2 separate regions of the Homo sapiens genome follow, and region 2 is linked to region 1. Evidence: read pairs that join two places in POLR2A ChIA-PET (ENCODE). Cell type or tissue: PC-9. All regions are shown on one strand. Links, peaks and the distances in the headings refer to the core of each region. The heading gives the core; the rest is flanking DNA.

Region 1 (7,622 bases), core at 2,463-6,462:
GTGGGCTTTTGTAAATGGCATTTGGAAGAGTGATTCATTTGCCAAAGCATTAGCAATCTTTTGTATTGTTTCCATGTGGTTTTTGTCTAAAGAGACAAGTGCTGGGATTTTATTTATTTAATAAACTTTGTTTGAATGAGCTAATTTCCCCACTGTCCAGAATTACTAAGGGAAGACCTGAGCATTTATTTCAAGGACTTATTCTATCCATTCCTTGCTTCAGTGGGGAGCAGTCACTTCTGTAGCCACCAACTACCTGATAGTCTAGTCTTTTCTGTGATTAAATTATAAAAATAATCTCTTTGTGAACTTGTCTGCTTTTGGTATAAGGTCGCATATTTAAAGAGCAATCTGTGATGAGATATGTTGGCTTCATTTTCTGTTTGTTTTCTAAAGAAAGGAAAAATAGATACATTTCCATTTCAAAATTCTTTTTTTTTTTCTTTTTTTGCGATGGAATCTTGCTCTGTCACCCAGGCTGGAGTGCAGTGGCGCAATCTCGGCTCACTGCAAGCTCCGCCTCCCAGGTTCACACCATTCTCCTGCCTCAACCTCCCGAGTAGCTGGGACTACAGGCGCCTGCCACCACGCCTGGCTAATTTTTTGTATTTTTAGTAGAGACGGGGTTTCACCGTGGTCTCGATCTCCTGACCTTGTGATCCGCCCGCCTCAGCCTCCCAAAGTGCTGGGATTACAGGCGTGAGCCACCGTGCCCGGCCTTCAAAATTCTTTTTAAGAGCCTATTATATGCCCAACTCTTGTATTACTTTCTCTTTTTTCACGTTCACACCAACCCTACTTGAGAGCTGTTTTTCTCCTCACTTTGCTGTTGAGAACAGTGTTTCGGAGAGTTTAAGGAATCTATACAAGTCCCTTAGTAGTTCATATCAGAGGTTGTTTTACACCCAGGTTTTCTGTCATAAGACAGAAGCTTTGAAACTGCCTCCATTGTCCCCATGGCTCCACATAGGCCAGAGGGCTTCCAGATGCTGATAACATTGATGAAGAGGGAAGGTCAGAGACTAGACCTCAGTTGGAAGCTGTGGCAGTTGTGCTGTGAAAACCCACCAGAGGGAAGAGACGTTTCAATTCTTCTTTCATAACCACGGAAATCCTAAGTGACTTGTGGCACCTCGGTATATTAGGACTTCTCATTTCAGAAAGTTAATGGTCTTCTCTCCTCTCTGTCAGTGTGATGTATGTAACCACTGATTAGCTGACTCATTTGTTCAGTTGGCAGATACAGAGGCGATCAGTTTACTCGCCTTGCTGTTTAAAAATCATGATAATTTTGCACTCCCTTTGAGAAATGGGTAAGTTCAGAAATCAGTTTTGGGACTATCTTTATTTAACTAAGGCATAAGTGACTGCACCTTCAGCAAATTTAATTCCTGGCTTCAGACTGCAGTAATCTTAAATGAGACATTTTGTTGTATGCTTATAACCTCAGGGATTTTATCTGCTGCCGTCGTGGTCTTTTGAGGAGGATTCTCCTGTTGCAAAGGATGTCTACAATGTAATGAATGGCAAGAAGTATCAGGAGTATTTTGAGTGCTTAAACCCATCCGAGGTTTATTAATTTTCCGGATATGGGTTAACATGGTTCCATGAATAGGCACAAGGCCTAGAGAGTAGGATTAGGAAGGTTTCCAGGGATTCTGAACTCATGTCAAGCAAAACTGGCATGCTGGGCAGCTAAGTCAACTGAATAGGGAAAAGACTTTGAAAGTGCTTTATCTCACTGCATAATGTTTGTCAATTTCATTCAATTAATTTACAGCTGCAGGGCTCATGAGGCTGAAATTAAAGTTTTGTAAAGTTTCGATAAGGAGGCAGCCAAACAAGTTTGATTAGCAGTGGATGTTTTGGAAATGAGTTGGCAGCCATGCAAAAATAGAGGGTTTGAATTTCAGGAGGCACGTTGGCATGGCAGTGCCCATTTGATTAACCGTGGAAAGCCCATTACTTTCCACCTGGCATTTCGGGCATTTCTTTTCTCTGTGTGTCTTCTCTGAGGTAACCTCTAACATTGGAATAAACATCTTTTTAGTTAAGTCTCATCAGCCCATTGTTCTTAGTCTGTTTTATTAGCAATAAATCCGTTGTCTGTGTTATTCTTTCTACAGCCATACAACATGCTCTTTAGTCTTTCTTTCCAAATTGTAGACATTTCAGTAAGGTGTTTCTCCCTCTGCAGGTTGGGGCAGCACAGGGCCTTTCACTTGGAGTTCAGGAGTTGAGTTGTATGAGTTGTGGCTGAAGGGTCACAGACAAGGGGGCACAGCACCTTTTCACATAATATTTAGCAGGCTAGAGTCTGTACAATAACATTGATCATTGTTCATTTTTAGTGCTTTTTTTTTGGTGAAATAAAACATGACCCTAATCCTCAACAGGAAAATTTCATCCTCCTAAACGGGATTTGGTGCTGACAAAGATTCTTTGCTTTTCTAAACTTTAGTCAGGTTCCTGAACTCTGTCCCCACCAGGGCCCATCTGTGCATTTTAGCAAGGACCCTGCTAAGTCAATTTAGCCAGAACCCCAGTCCTTCATATCTGATCAGTCTCAGTGTCTGATCGGCTTCCTCATCCCCCATCGGGTGATGTGTCATCATCTTGGCCTGTCTTTGGCAAGAATCCTGTTAGGATGGTGTGGCCAGAATGTCCTCTTACCTGTGATTTTGCCTCTTAATAATTTTTCATTCACCGACTGCCACCCTCCTCTTTGGCTATAAATTCCCACTTGCCGATGCTGTGTTTGGATTCAGCCTGGGGTCTTGACTGAGATCTCTTTCCCCCTGTTGCTGTAGTCCTGATAAAAAATATTTTCATTGCTCTGCTCTCCAGCTCTGCTTTTCCTTTGACAGTAGCCTATTTAAAAAATGATATAGGAGCAGGAGGGGGAACGCAAGGGTTGGGGAAGGACATAGAGGTGGTTTCAACTGTATCTATAATTTTTTTTTTATCATGGGGAGGAAAGGTCTCAAGCGAATATGGAAGGTAAACATGAGGAAATTGGTTCTGGTACACTGGAGTTTCTTATTTTACTCCCTTTGCTTTTTAAACTGTCTCGCGAAAGGCTTGTGTTATTTTTCCCCCCATTTCCAGTCTGTCCCAGACGAATATCGTCCTATTGCAACATGACCAGCCTGCAGCTCTTGCCCCATGTGTCACTTTTATACACAAGTTCGACAAGACCCGAACCAGCCAGTACCTTCTCCCAGGAGACGAGCCCACTCAGCCTGCATTTTGATGGATCAGCCGTGTCACATTGCTGTAGAAATTTCTAAATACTTATTCTTTTTATTTTGTTTCTTATTTCACAGTGGATCCACAACAGTCTCTGGTGAACAGCATGCTCTGAGTAGCACCGTTCTAGTCTTTGTATACCAGGGATGTTTCACAGTAAATGTTTAAATCATTTTGGACATATTTATGTTTTCAAAGTATTTTATGTTAACTCATTTACCCAGTTCTGCATATTCGCTCTTACAAGTGGGTGATTCTTTTATTCCACAAATTTATCTCCATCTTGGAGCTTTGTTAGGTGCTCCTGAAAATTCAGTGGTAAGACTTGTTCTTGCCTTATCTCAGCCAGTGAATATTCAAAGATGTGTAATTCATAGACTTTTCTTTCAAAGGAGCTCCCATTTTAGAGTGGAGCTAGAACTAATAGTTTGTGTTCCATACCAGGCGTATAAGATAAATGCTACAGAAACCCTGAAAAGAGTCATGATTTGTAATTGGGCAGGTTGAAAGGTTTTATAGAAGAATGGCCCATCTGAACAAGGTTTTCTTCAAGGATGAGTAGGGAGTTTTCAGGGTGACAGAGGGATAAAGTCAAAGGAAAAAAGCATGAGCACAAATGAGGAGAGATGGCACACAGCACCTGCTGAGAAGTGATCAGCAGATGGGTGGGTTCTAGAATGCACCCAGGGAGGTGAGGTTAGAAAGGTAGAATGAAGCAAGACAGTATAAGGCTTTGATTTTCACACTAATAATTTTGAGCTTTTTCTTATTCACATGAGAAGATTTTAAGGCATGATCAGTTTTGGTTAGAGCCCAGGCGCATAAAGAGTGGGTTATGAAAGGGAGAGACTAGAAGGGGAGAGATTAGTTAAGAGGTTGTCAAAACAGTCTAAATAAGAGATGATAACGACCTCAACTATAGCAGTGGCTCTGGGAATTTAGAGGAGGGAATAAATCTGAGGGCTGTCTCAGAGGTGAAAGTGAATGAGTGGGGTTTGGGAAGAGATGGGGGGCCAGGTGAGGAGCACGAGCTTTTTTTTTTTTCTTTTTACATGGACAAACTGAATCACAGGGAGGGACATGTTTTCCTGTGGATGAAGATACAGATAATTTTTGCATCCAAGAGGAGAGAGAAGCATCACTCTCGATAGCCTTAATATTCTGTTCTCAAAATAATCAACATTATTTCAGGAATGAGAGTATAAGAAATAAAATTAAGGACAGTGGGAAAATATAAATTTGTCTTGGGGAATGTGATGGGGCCTTCTGTATTATAACAGCTAGAATCTTGACTGACAGTTTTCTGATATAGACCTTTAGTTCTCATGTTTGAACTCCCTATATTCATTTGTTCATTCTTCAATATTTATTGACAGCTTACCTTGTAAGAATCATTGTATTATGAGTTGTGGATAGAAATACAAGACATAAATCCTGCCCTCAGGTAGCTCACGTTTTAAAGTGGAGGACAGGCACTTAAATACAGCAGTGTGGTTGGAGTGGATAGGCTCACAGGAGCCGTAGCAAAATTAGCAAATCTTGCTGAGAATGTGGGGCCATGAATGTCAGTGAAGGAGAATAGTTTTTGTTTTTTGTTTTGATAGAGACAGGGTCCCCTTCTGTTACCCAGGCTGGGGTGCACTTGTATGATCATAGCTCACTGCTGCTTTAAACACTTGGGTTTAATACCACCTCAGCCTCCGGAGTAGGTAGGATTATTATTATTATTATTTTTTTTTTTTTTGAGAGCCAAGGTCTCACTTTGTTGGCCAGGCCAGTCTCCAACTCATGGCCTCAAGCAATCCTCCTGCCTCAGCCTCCCAAAGCACTGGGATTACAGGTGTGAGCCACCATGCCTGGCCTAGAATACTGTTAGGAGATGAGAACGTGCTAGCCGGTGAAAACAAGAGAGACATTCCAAGAAGGGACTGTAGGGTTTAGAGGAAGAGATGGCTGGGGCCAGATTCTCAGAGGCTGGGTTCTATATGGCATGTGAGAATTTGTGGTTGAGTGAGAAAGAGAGGAACAGCGATTAAAGGGTTTACCCTTTAATGGAGAAGTAAGCAACCAAATGGAGTTTCAGTGGGATTGTGCTGGCCATTATGGAGAAGGGGATCTGAGATGTAGAGAAGAAGGGAGACACCTGAGAGACGGTGCAGTGGTTCAGGTGAGAAATATTTGGAATCTGAACTAGAGCAGCAATATTGGGGACAGACTAAAGAGTTAATAAATAGAAAGTAAAATTGGTAGGACATCGAGGTGGATTCAAGTCAGAAAGTAGGAGAGAGGCAAGGAGTTCGAGGTGACACAGGTTCAAGCTTGAGCTACGTACATAGTGGAAGCATTGCTAAGAGCCTGTGCGTGCTGGGAAGAAGGATGATGAGTTCAGCTCCAGAAACCATATGAGGTGCCTGGAGATCTTTAGCAGGCAGTTATGTACTCAGATGCAAAGGTCTGTGGAGAAATTAAAGCCGGATAGAACTTTGGGAATCATCAGCATTTAGGAATAGATTGTTAAAATGGATAATGGAGGTATTTACGTAGGCCGAACAAAGAGAATTTCAAACACCTGCATCCTGTTTAATTCTTCAGTTTAAATTTACCAACAAACATAAAAGGTAGGAGATTGGGCTGCTTTCAGGGCATTGAGCTCAAAAGACAGAAAGAGGCAATTTATGTGTCACTTAATGTTTATCTTACGCTTGCCTACCGGGAAGAGTGAAAAGATGTTAAAGAAAAAGAGGGAATCTTTTCATTCCTTGAACTGTTGTGTTGAATAAATTTTAAAGAAAAAGAAGCAAAATGAAATAACTTGAGAACAAGAACCTAACCGCATATGAACATAATTTACATGCCATAAAATACCATTTTCAATGTACAATTAAATGATTTTTATAAAATTTACATAAGCCATATTTTTTAAAGTATTAAAAGACAGTTATGAGCTAAGCTTTTAAGTACAGTGATGATTGAGAGTGTGATAAAAATACTGCAGGTAGCATTTAATTAGGGAAATTCCTGCCAGTTGAAAGATGTGGATGGGGATTGGCAGAGATTGAAGGAACAGCCATTTTGTGCCAGACACTCTGCTGGAAGAGGAGCAGATAAACGGGCGAGTCTGGGAGCATTTTAAGCAGCATTTAAAGGATAATAAGGTCCTGTCTTCACTAAGCCATTGACATGAATGTGATACTTTTATATTTGTTTCTGTTTTCTGACTTTAGCCCTAGGAAAATAAAGGGTCATACTAGCATTGCAGTTATTTTCTCACATAAAAAATTATATTTGGCTGCTTCTAATTGGAAGTATCTATTTTAAGCTCAACTAACCCTAACATCTCAGGTAACTGTGGACAGAACTTCACATATTATAAGCGTCTTACTCTGTAAAAAAAAAAAAAAAAAAAAAAAAAAAAACAAAAAACCCCTAAAAATACATATTACTAGTGATGTATTCATTTAAACAAGCTATGACGATTTATCTAGTTTCTGGAAGATACTGAAACTTGATCATTTCTTTGCTGCAGTGACCTACAGCATAAGTTAAATGGTAGTTTTAGTTGATTATGCTTTATTTTATTTTGTTTTTTAAGTCAAAGCCTGTTTTTCTCCATGATAATATCCTCCTCATGGTAAGACTGCATGGACAAGAAGTTGCATAGAGAATAGAGTGTTCGTGGGATCTTTCTATAACTTGTAAGCAAAGGAGGCTTTGGGTTTGCTGTGGATCGTCCTCTGGAGAGTCGCATTCATTTTCTCAGAGGAGCTCTGTCCCAGGATGCTCAGGAATATAAAAAATAAAAGTGCAAAAGGAAAGAGGACGTGGCAGAGCCGACCTTTTCCAACTCTGAGGGTGAATATCTTCTGTCTTGGGAGGATGGTGACAAGCTTGGACTTGGAACCAGAACCCTGGTCTCTTGAGCCATGTTTGTCCAGTCCTGAGCGTCAGCAAGCAGTCAGGGAGGAGGGAAAGCAAGGGTTGCAGGCAGATCTGTGGAAAAAGTGAGCTTTGGTATGAGTTGACATAGGCATTGCCTGTTGGTGTGGTAATTGCCCAGTGGAGACGTCCACAGGCCTTGGAGTGACTCCTGAGTGGGGCCATCTGACTCGTCATGCTGCCAGGCAGCGGCAGGTCACAGTTGACATGTTTTCCCATTTCTTCACTACCTACCTGGCTTTTCCACAAAAATGAACTCCCTTTTAATCATCATTTCTGCAGTCTATTTAGAGAGTATGAAAAGCTTATACTAATCTAAAATAAACTTTTTTTTGTTTTAATGCGTTGAAGTCTTGCTCTGTCACCAGGCTAGAGTGCAATGGCGCAACCATAGCTCACCACGGCCTTGAACTCCTGGGCTCAAGGGATCCTCTTAC
Region 2 (7,622 bases), core at 1,302-5,301, 200 kb before region 1:
CCTATTTGAACTTATATTTCTAGAATTGGGTGGGATCTGCCTTTCTAAATTATAATTCATAGGAAGAGTGCTATGGAATTGGCTAGTAAAGACTCTTGGCCGTGAAGGCAATGTCTCAGCAAGTGGCTTCCTCTTTTCTAAAACCTCATTAGTGTCCTTGGGAGCATTTCATTGATAAATACCTATCCCACAGTCCAGCTTGCTTTTTTCTGAATGTAATTTCAAAGCCCGGTAACTTCAGTAGATTTTTTTGATTGACCACAGTAGACACAGAGTATGAGAAACAAAATAGAATCCTCAAACTTTCTACCTGGTAAACAGAGGAAGTAAGGATAGTGTTTTCAGGGGCATTCATTTTCAGGCAGCCATTCAGTTCTGACATGTTTGATGTATTGGAGTTTTTGGTTATTCTATTCCTGTTTGTGGTGAACTCTCTAGTTCACTATACCTTCGTCTGGCTGGAGGAGTATGATAATCCAAGTGCCTGCTTTTATTTTCTTGTCTGCATGTATTTTATATTTCTGTTTTCCCATCCATGGCATAATGTGATCATGTATTTTGATAAATGCATTGTTTTGCTAGAATTGTAGCCTAGTCTGTGAAATGAAAATTAAATGAGAATTAAACTTTTTTTTAACAATTAAGCTTTTTTTAACTTTTTTTTAGTATTGCTAGTATTAAACTTTTTTTCACAATTAAAAAATACATATTGGTTTTGGAGGCACCTTTGATGTTCTACTAATTATATTAATACAGAACGGATGCTTCTTAAAAACTTTTAGTGCAAATAAGCTTTTAAAATCTTAGTATCTTAGGCACATAAGTAATTTTCATTTTTTAGATGGATAATAAAATCTTACTATCTTAGGCACATAAGTAATTTTACATTTTTTAGATGGATAATAAAATCTTACTATCTTAGGCCTGTGAGTCATTTTACATTTTTTAGATGGATACTAGTTTAGGTGCCCATTTTGATGTTGTTTTTAAAAATACTGACCTTACAGTCCTTTCCATCTTTATTTTTGAGTGACAGCAGAATCCCGAGTATAAGAAAATGTGATTAATTCTCCCATATTGAAGTCATTTAATCATGCTTTGCCTAACAGCTGCTTTCTATTCAGTACACTGAACATAAAATTCTGGAGTGCCTTTGTGCTATCATAAATTGTAAATGTGAACCATTCTTCCTCTTAAGTATCATATGGTATTGCTGTTTTGAATTTGTCAGTTTGGTAGGGGGTTTTTCTAGAGATTGCTGTTGTAGTCGGCTAGGAGGGCCTTCTTCTGGGACGAAACTCTCTCCCTCATTCTCTATATCACTGTGATATTTAGTATTATATTATTATAATATTTAGTATTATTTGTTTGCAGTAAAGAAGTGGGGGAAAATTGGTTTGACTTGTCATCCTTTTATTTCTATGGCATATTGAAAAAGTGGACAAATAGGGCCAAAACAAAGCAGTGGGATTCTTACTTGGCTCTTTTAGGTCAGAAAGAACCAGTTTAATAAATTTCAGTTCAACAAATTTGTACTGACTCTATTCACAGCACCATGTGGAGAAATAAGGATAATTAAGACTTCATTTCCGCCCTGTCTGGTAGGATAAATGAAAGAAATATATAAATAAATATAGTTATATTGAAGATTCGTTGAAAGCAAAACTGTGCTGCCTTCTTTTTGTAAATCTTGCTTTCCACGTTCAGTACATGGAGGTGCTCACAGTATTCTCCAGCAGACTGCGATAATGGTGATGCGGAGACCTAAGATGGAGATTTGGAGTGGGGAGATCATTTGATTTGGCCTTTAATGGAAGATACTGTAGGTGGAAGAGTCAGTGCTGACTTCCTAGAATTTAACAGTCACCATTGCAAATAGGCTACCGAGGTACCTGGAGTTGAGATTAGATCCTTGTGACTGGATGCCAAGGAGCTTCTTGCTGCTGGTTCATGCTTGACGGACGTGCCTGTTTTGGGTTAGGAGCAGTTGATTTCAGGTTTCCCCTGCAATTTATGCCTGGGGCTGTTCTAGTGAGCCTCACTTCCCTTTGTGAGCCCTCCTCGTGCTGCTTTCTCTTCCTGATAAGAATCCCCTAATTTGGCCGGGCGCGGTGGCTCACGCCTGTAGTCCCAGCACTTTGGGAGGCCGAGGCGGGCGGATCATGAGGTCAGGAGATCGAGACCATCCCGGCTAAAACGGTGAAACCCCGTCTCTACTAAAAATACAAAAAATTAGCCGGGCGTGGTGGCGGGCGCCTGTAGTCCCAGCTACTCGGGAGGCTGAGGCAGGAGAATGGCGTGAACCCGGGAGGCGGAGCTTGCAGTGAGCCGAGATCACGCCACTGCACTCCAGCCTGGGCGACAGAGCGAGACTCCGTCTCAAAAAAAAAAAAAAAAAAAAAAAAGAATCCCCTAATTTATGAGAGCAGGGTTCTTCAAATGGGAAACGTGGCTGTAGGCCTTTGTTTGTTTATTTTGCTTTTTGTTTTCTGCTTTTCAGAATAAACTGAGAAGGATTTTTAGAAAGACATGAAGAGAAAGAGCCACTTAAGGTGACTCAGGATTTGGGATCTCAGGTGGTTTGAGATCTATAAAAGAAGAGAGTTTCAAAAAGGAGGTGGCCAATATATAAAAGGACAAATTCAGCACTAAATACAGCAATTAGAAATTCAGCGGAGCTATTTTTCATGTGGACTAAAAGTGTGAAAACTATTTTATACTCCAGAGTAGAAGCTGAGTGATTAGGCTTCTCCTGTTTTTACCAAAATGATAAGTTGTTTCTCAGAATATATTGCTCTGAATGAAAAGCTGAGTTGTTTTTTTTTTCATTCTTAAGAAAAACCCATCCTCCCCTATGTTTGAAACTCAAAGTTACTTCCATCTGACTTGATGTCAGGTCATTGGTCTGAGGATCAGCCAGTGTGTTTTGAAGTACTGTATCTCACCAGGAACCACAGAGTCACTTAAATCCTACATGACTCGGCAAAATCCTTGTCATTAGGATTGGCTTTGCCAAGTCATTTAGGATTAGTAAACTTGTGACTGTTTTGTTCTGTAATGAAAATGTCTAGCGTGAAGAACAGAGGTCAAAATGATCTTATCTGAGCGAGTTTGCTTCAATTAATTCTTTGTAGTGCAGAGTTTTACAATATTACACCTTAAAAGTGGTGTACAAATTTAATTTTGGTAATACTTATACCATAATAAATTGGAGATAGAGGTTTATTTTTATGTATTGTGTGATCTCTTAAGTATTATACTAAAGTACTAAAGTGACTATCCATTGAAAAGCCATATCTGTTAGTGGTTCCACCATGCTGTTAAGGTATTATAATTTTAGAGTATAAAATATAGTTTTATTCATGAGCATTCAAATAGGAAAAATATATCTGTCCCAGTTTCTAATTTTTTTTTTATTTCAAGGGAAAAAATGGCACAAAGTTTGAAGATACACCCCGCTGAATTTTTTTTTGAGACGGAGTCTTGCTCTGTCACCCATGCTGGAGTGCAGTGGCACAATCTTTGCCCATTGCAACCTCTGCCTCCTGGGCTCGAGTGATTCTCCTGCCTCAGCCTCCCAAGTAGCTGGGACTATGGGACTACAGGCAGGCGCCACCACGCCCTGCTAATTTTTGTATTTTCAGTAGAGATAGGATTTCGTCATGTTGTCCTGGCTGGTCTCAAACTCCTGACCTCAAGTGATCCGCCTCCCAATGTGCTGGGATCCTGTTGAATATTTTTAATGCAGCTTAAATTTGTATAAGCCTTCAATTTTGATTTGTAATGAAGACAGGAGCAGAAATATATTTTGTGGTGCCACCAAGAGAGTTCAGCAAATCCACTGTAAGTTGTGTGAGTACATGGCTCACCTATCAACAATAGCTCTTTCTAAACTTGAAGGTGAGAACTTTAGTAATTTTGCTTTGTCATGGTTGAACGCTGCCATTAGACATCAAGAGCAAATTAAAGAGGAGAGTTGGGCTGTTAAATATCATACTCATTTATTAAGATAAGATAATGACTGAAAATTGTAGGACAAGCTAACTTTGTGTACTTTTTGAAGAAAGGAACCTTAAAATGTTTTTTTATTCCTTCATGTTAGATTTTGTAATTAAGAATTCTGTGGTAATTAATACAAAGTCTGACTTTAGTTAGAATGTTTCTCTAAATATGACTATGGAAGCCCATGTGTTATTTCAAATAATCTTCTTCAAATAGCTATATTTCCTTTATCATCCTTATTTGTTTATTTGACATGGTGTCACGTTATCCCTCTTTAATATTCATTTTTAAGCAGATTTATGAGAAAATACCCCTTATCTGTACATTATAAAATGGATGCAGCCTGAATTGACCATTAACTTTTTTTTCTAATGTAACAAAGCTGTGAAATTAGCATGATTCCTAATATTTTATGTTAAAAAGATGATTTGTGTTACATTGAAGATAACAAGGAAGCTCTTCTGCTGAGGCTTGTGTTGAAATGAGATTTTCTATAATTCTATTAAATTGTTGTTGGAGTTCAACATTTTTCTGGAAGCGATTCTGTATCTTCTTGTAAGATTTTAGAATAAAATATGAAACAGAATCTTTAATCATTGTTTCACTGAATGAGGTCTGTGCTCCTCAAAATGAGTGCTCCGAACCCTTTCGGATTCAGCATTACTGTGAGAGATTTAGGACACCTTCTCATGTAAGCTTATGGCAACCTCAGGAAAAGGGACTTATGTTAGGCAATAGATTGTAAAGTAACACATGCTCCTTATTCCAAGTAATCGTATGAGAATTTAGCTTCTATCTTCTGTGCCTGTTGCAGGGTGTAAGACCAAGCAGGTATATGTTAGTTGTTCCTGGTGGGCTGTAGCAAGCAAGGCTGCTCTTAATGATGGAGTGCAGGAACATAAAAAATCTCAACAAAGATGAAAGTTTCATGTCTCATTGGTAGTTTTTAAAAACAAACAAGCCGCAGCCCACAGAGGTTTATCATGGGGCTTTTCCTCTTTACATATGAAGTTATTAATTTGTAGCCTATGGCTCAGAAAGCAGCAGAGGCATTGACAGAACATTAAGTTCAAACTTAATGTCAAGAGTTGTACAGCGATTAGGCTGCAGGGGGTGTATTTTAAAGATAATGGTGACTGTGTGGCTAATGGGATAAATGCTTGGGATAAAGAGAAAACTCCAAACTCTAGCAGTGCTAGTAAGTGGATTTTCATGCTTTGGGCTTGCTTTACTTGGCTTTGAGGCTAAACATCAAAATCTTTATGATACCTTTTTCCTCTCTATTTTTTTTCCTGCTTATGTATTCATTGAAGTCTATTTTTATCATATTTTCAGTTGCTGGTCATTTACTAATGTTCAGAGAAATATGTACTTTTATGGCATATGTACACATTACATTGAAAGTCTTTCATGTTTATTATTTTTACAATGTGCTTTGAACTAGTTTTTTAAACTGAAATAAATTTCTATATGTATTATGGCTATGTCCATGGGAATGACTTCAAGTTCATTATATTTTGCTGCCTGCTTTATACAGATTTATACTATTTGTTTTGTACGTGTGCTATATAGGAGTTCATGCAAATGTATTTTGTATTATGGCTTGTTTTCTTAGTTACGAGCATCTGAAATATAGTATCTTTATTTAATACTATCACATACATAAAACTATAATTTCATTTACCAGTAAAATTATTATGCTTTGTTCTCTGCTAAGTATTTGTTGACCCAATATGTATTACAAATAACTTTGTGATGTTATATTTTGTTTTTAGGTTAGTAGACTATCATTGAATATCCTGAACTTATTTCCAACTGGATTCCAGTCTAAAGTAGATGAACACAATAATTAGTTTCCTTCTACAAAATCACTTTAAAATCACTCTCAATACACGTGTTGTAGAAAGTATTTTTTAGTCAATTGCCTGCCCTAGTTCTTTGTATCACTGGGATGCATCTGTCTGCCTGTGCATCTTCTGTGCTAGCAAACATGATATGGACAAACTGAATTTTTGTAATTAGAATGCTATTTTAAATGTACCAGAATGTACACTTAAATAGAATCCAATAATAATAGCTGATATTTATTGAGGGCTTCCTATGTGTCAAGCTGTGTTCTAAGTACTTTATCGCTGTACACATTTTTCTATTGCTGCATAATAAATTACTACAGTCAGCCATCTGTATCTTTGGGTTCTTCATAGATTCAATCACCACAAATAAAATATGTTTGAAATGAAAAATAACAGTACAATAAAAATAATATAAAATTTAAAAAAGAGTATAACAACTAATTTATATAGTGTTTACATTATATTAGGTATTATAAGTGTATAGATTTAAAGTATACAGGAGGATAGGTACAGGCTATATGCACATAGTATGCCATGTAATCTAAGGGACTTGAGCACCTGTGGATTTTGGTATCCACAGGGGTGCTAGAGTCAATACTGAGGGAGGAATGTATGATCTTAGTGGCTTAAAACAGCACTCATTTATTATACAGAGTGTGTACTCCAGGGGTGCAGGAATCTTGGGGCCACCTTAAAATTCTGCCAACCACAATAAGTATCAACTCATGCACTCCTCACAGCAACTCTGTGAAGCAGGCACTATTATTAGCAGAATTTTATACTTGAGGACACTTGGTCAAAGGAGTCACAGAACAACAAAGTAGGAGAGCCTGGGTAGGAACTCAGGCAGCCTGACTTGAGAGCATAGACTCTGTCTGCTCTTCAGCTATTGTTGTGTTAGGAGCTCAGTGCTGTAGCTATTCATTCCATTGCTTTTTCTGTATATCCGCAATTCTCTCTTCTTTCTCTTGTCATATAGTGTTCCGTAGAAGACCCACATATTTGTGGTGTTTAGGAAACCTTTACTTGGGTCCACATACCTTTTGTATGGATTTGATTTTACTTTCTTGGCCATTTAAGTAACCTCTGAGTCACAAAGCTAACTGCTGGATCCTGCCTCATAGACTTGCTTATTGGTTCTGTATGTTGCTATAAACTCATTCTTTTGCTATTAACTCCTGCCAGTTCTTGTAAAGTCTAGATTGAGCTTTTTGTTGGAAAATTGGGAGTTGTGGCCATATTGGGTCAGTTTCCACATCGCAGTAATTTTCTTGAGCTGGGTAGCAGCCACCCCTTCGTGAAGCATGAACTGTCCAATTTGCTATACTCAGCCTACTTAGCTAACCCTAACCCATTCTATTCAGTCTTCATCTGAACTTAAACTTGAAATATATATATATAAATCATTGTAACAGAAGTAGTCTTCTGTTTTCTTACTTCACTTATTGTTTATACAGTTTTTTTCACCTGAATTCCTTCTGTATTTAAAAACCCACTGCAGTTTTCAGTGATGAAATCTAATTCAGTCTTTTCATGAAAACAGTTTCACATGACAGAAAAATCCAGCCCACATTGAATGAAGCACAAAAGGAATTTGTTGGCTATGACTGAAAAATGCTTCCTTTTAGCATTGCTAAGGCCAGGGGCTCAAACAACATTATTAGGGTCTGGTCTCCCCCCATTGCTAGGCTTTCCTTCTGTGAGTTGCTTCGATTCTCTGATAGCCTTTCTTCTTAGGGTGGCAAGACAGTGGCCAAAAGTTCTAGG

The links. ChIA-PET counts read pairs that join two places held together with the same protein. Peaks named below come from ENCODE experiments on the same cell type or tissue, not always from the same donor. Only the 100,000 strongest peaks of a DNase experiment are listed, where the experiment ranks them.
Region 2: POLR2A ChIA-PET joins it to region 1 with 5 read pairs; 2 of 35 experiments call an interaction of 5 or more read pairs at or near these places.

What each region holds. Positions count from the first base shown.
Region 1 is chr1:246,100,115-246,107,736 of GRCh38, reverse strand. All of the region lies in intron 5 of SMYD3 (SET and MYND domain containing 3), which reads left to right. Among named protein-coding and RNA genes, the nearest start is that of SMYD3-AS1, 4.7 kb to the left of the region's middle. In PC-9, for the core only: no CTCF peak of the experiment used is centred there; no DNase peak of the experiment used is centred there.
Region 2 is chr1:246,302,197-246,309,818 of GRCh38, reverse strand. The region is part of intron 5 of SMYD3 (SET and MYND domain containing 3); the gene reads left to right. Among named protein-coding and RNA genes, the nearest start is that of SMYD3-IT1, 16 kb to the left of the region's middle. RefSeq lists enhancers at 1,771-3,870, 2,934-4,133. In PC-9, for the core only: no CTCF peak of the experiment used is centred there; no DNase peak of the experiment used is centred there; H3K27ac peaks cover 820 bases.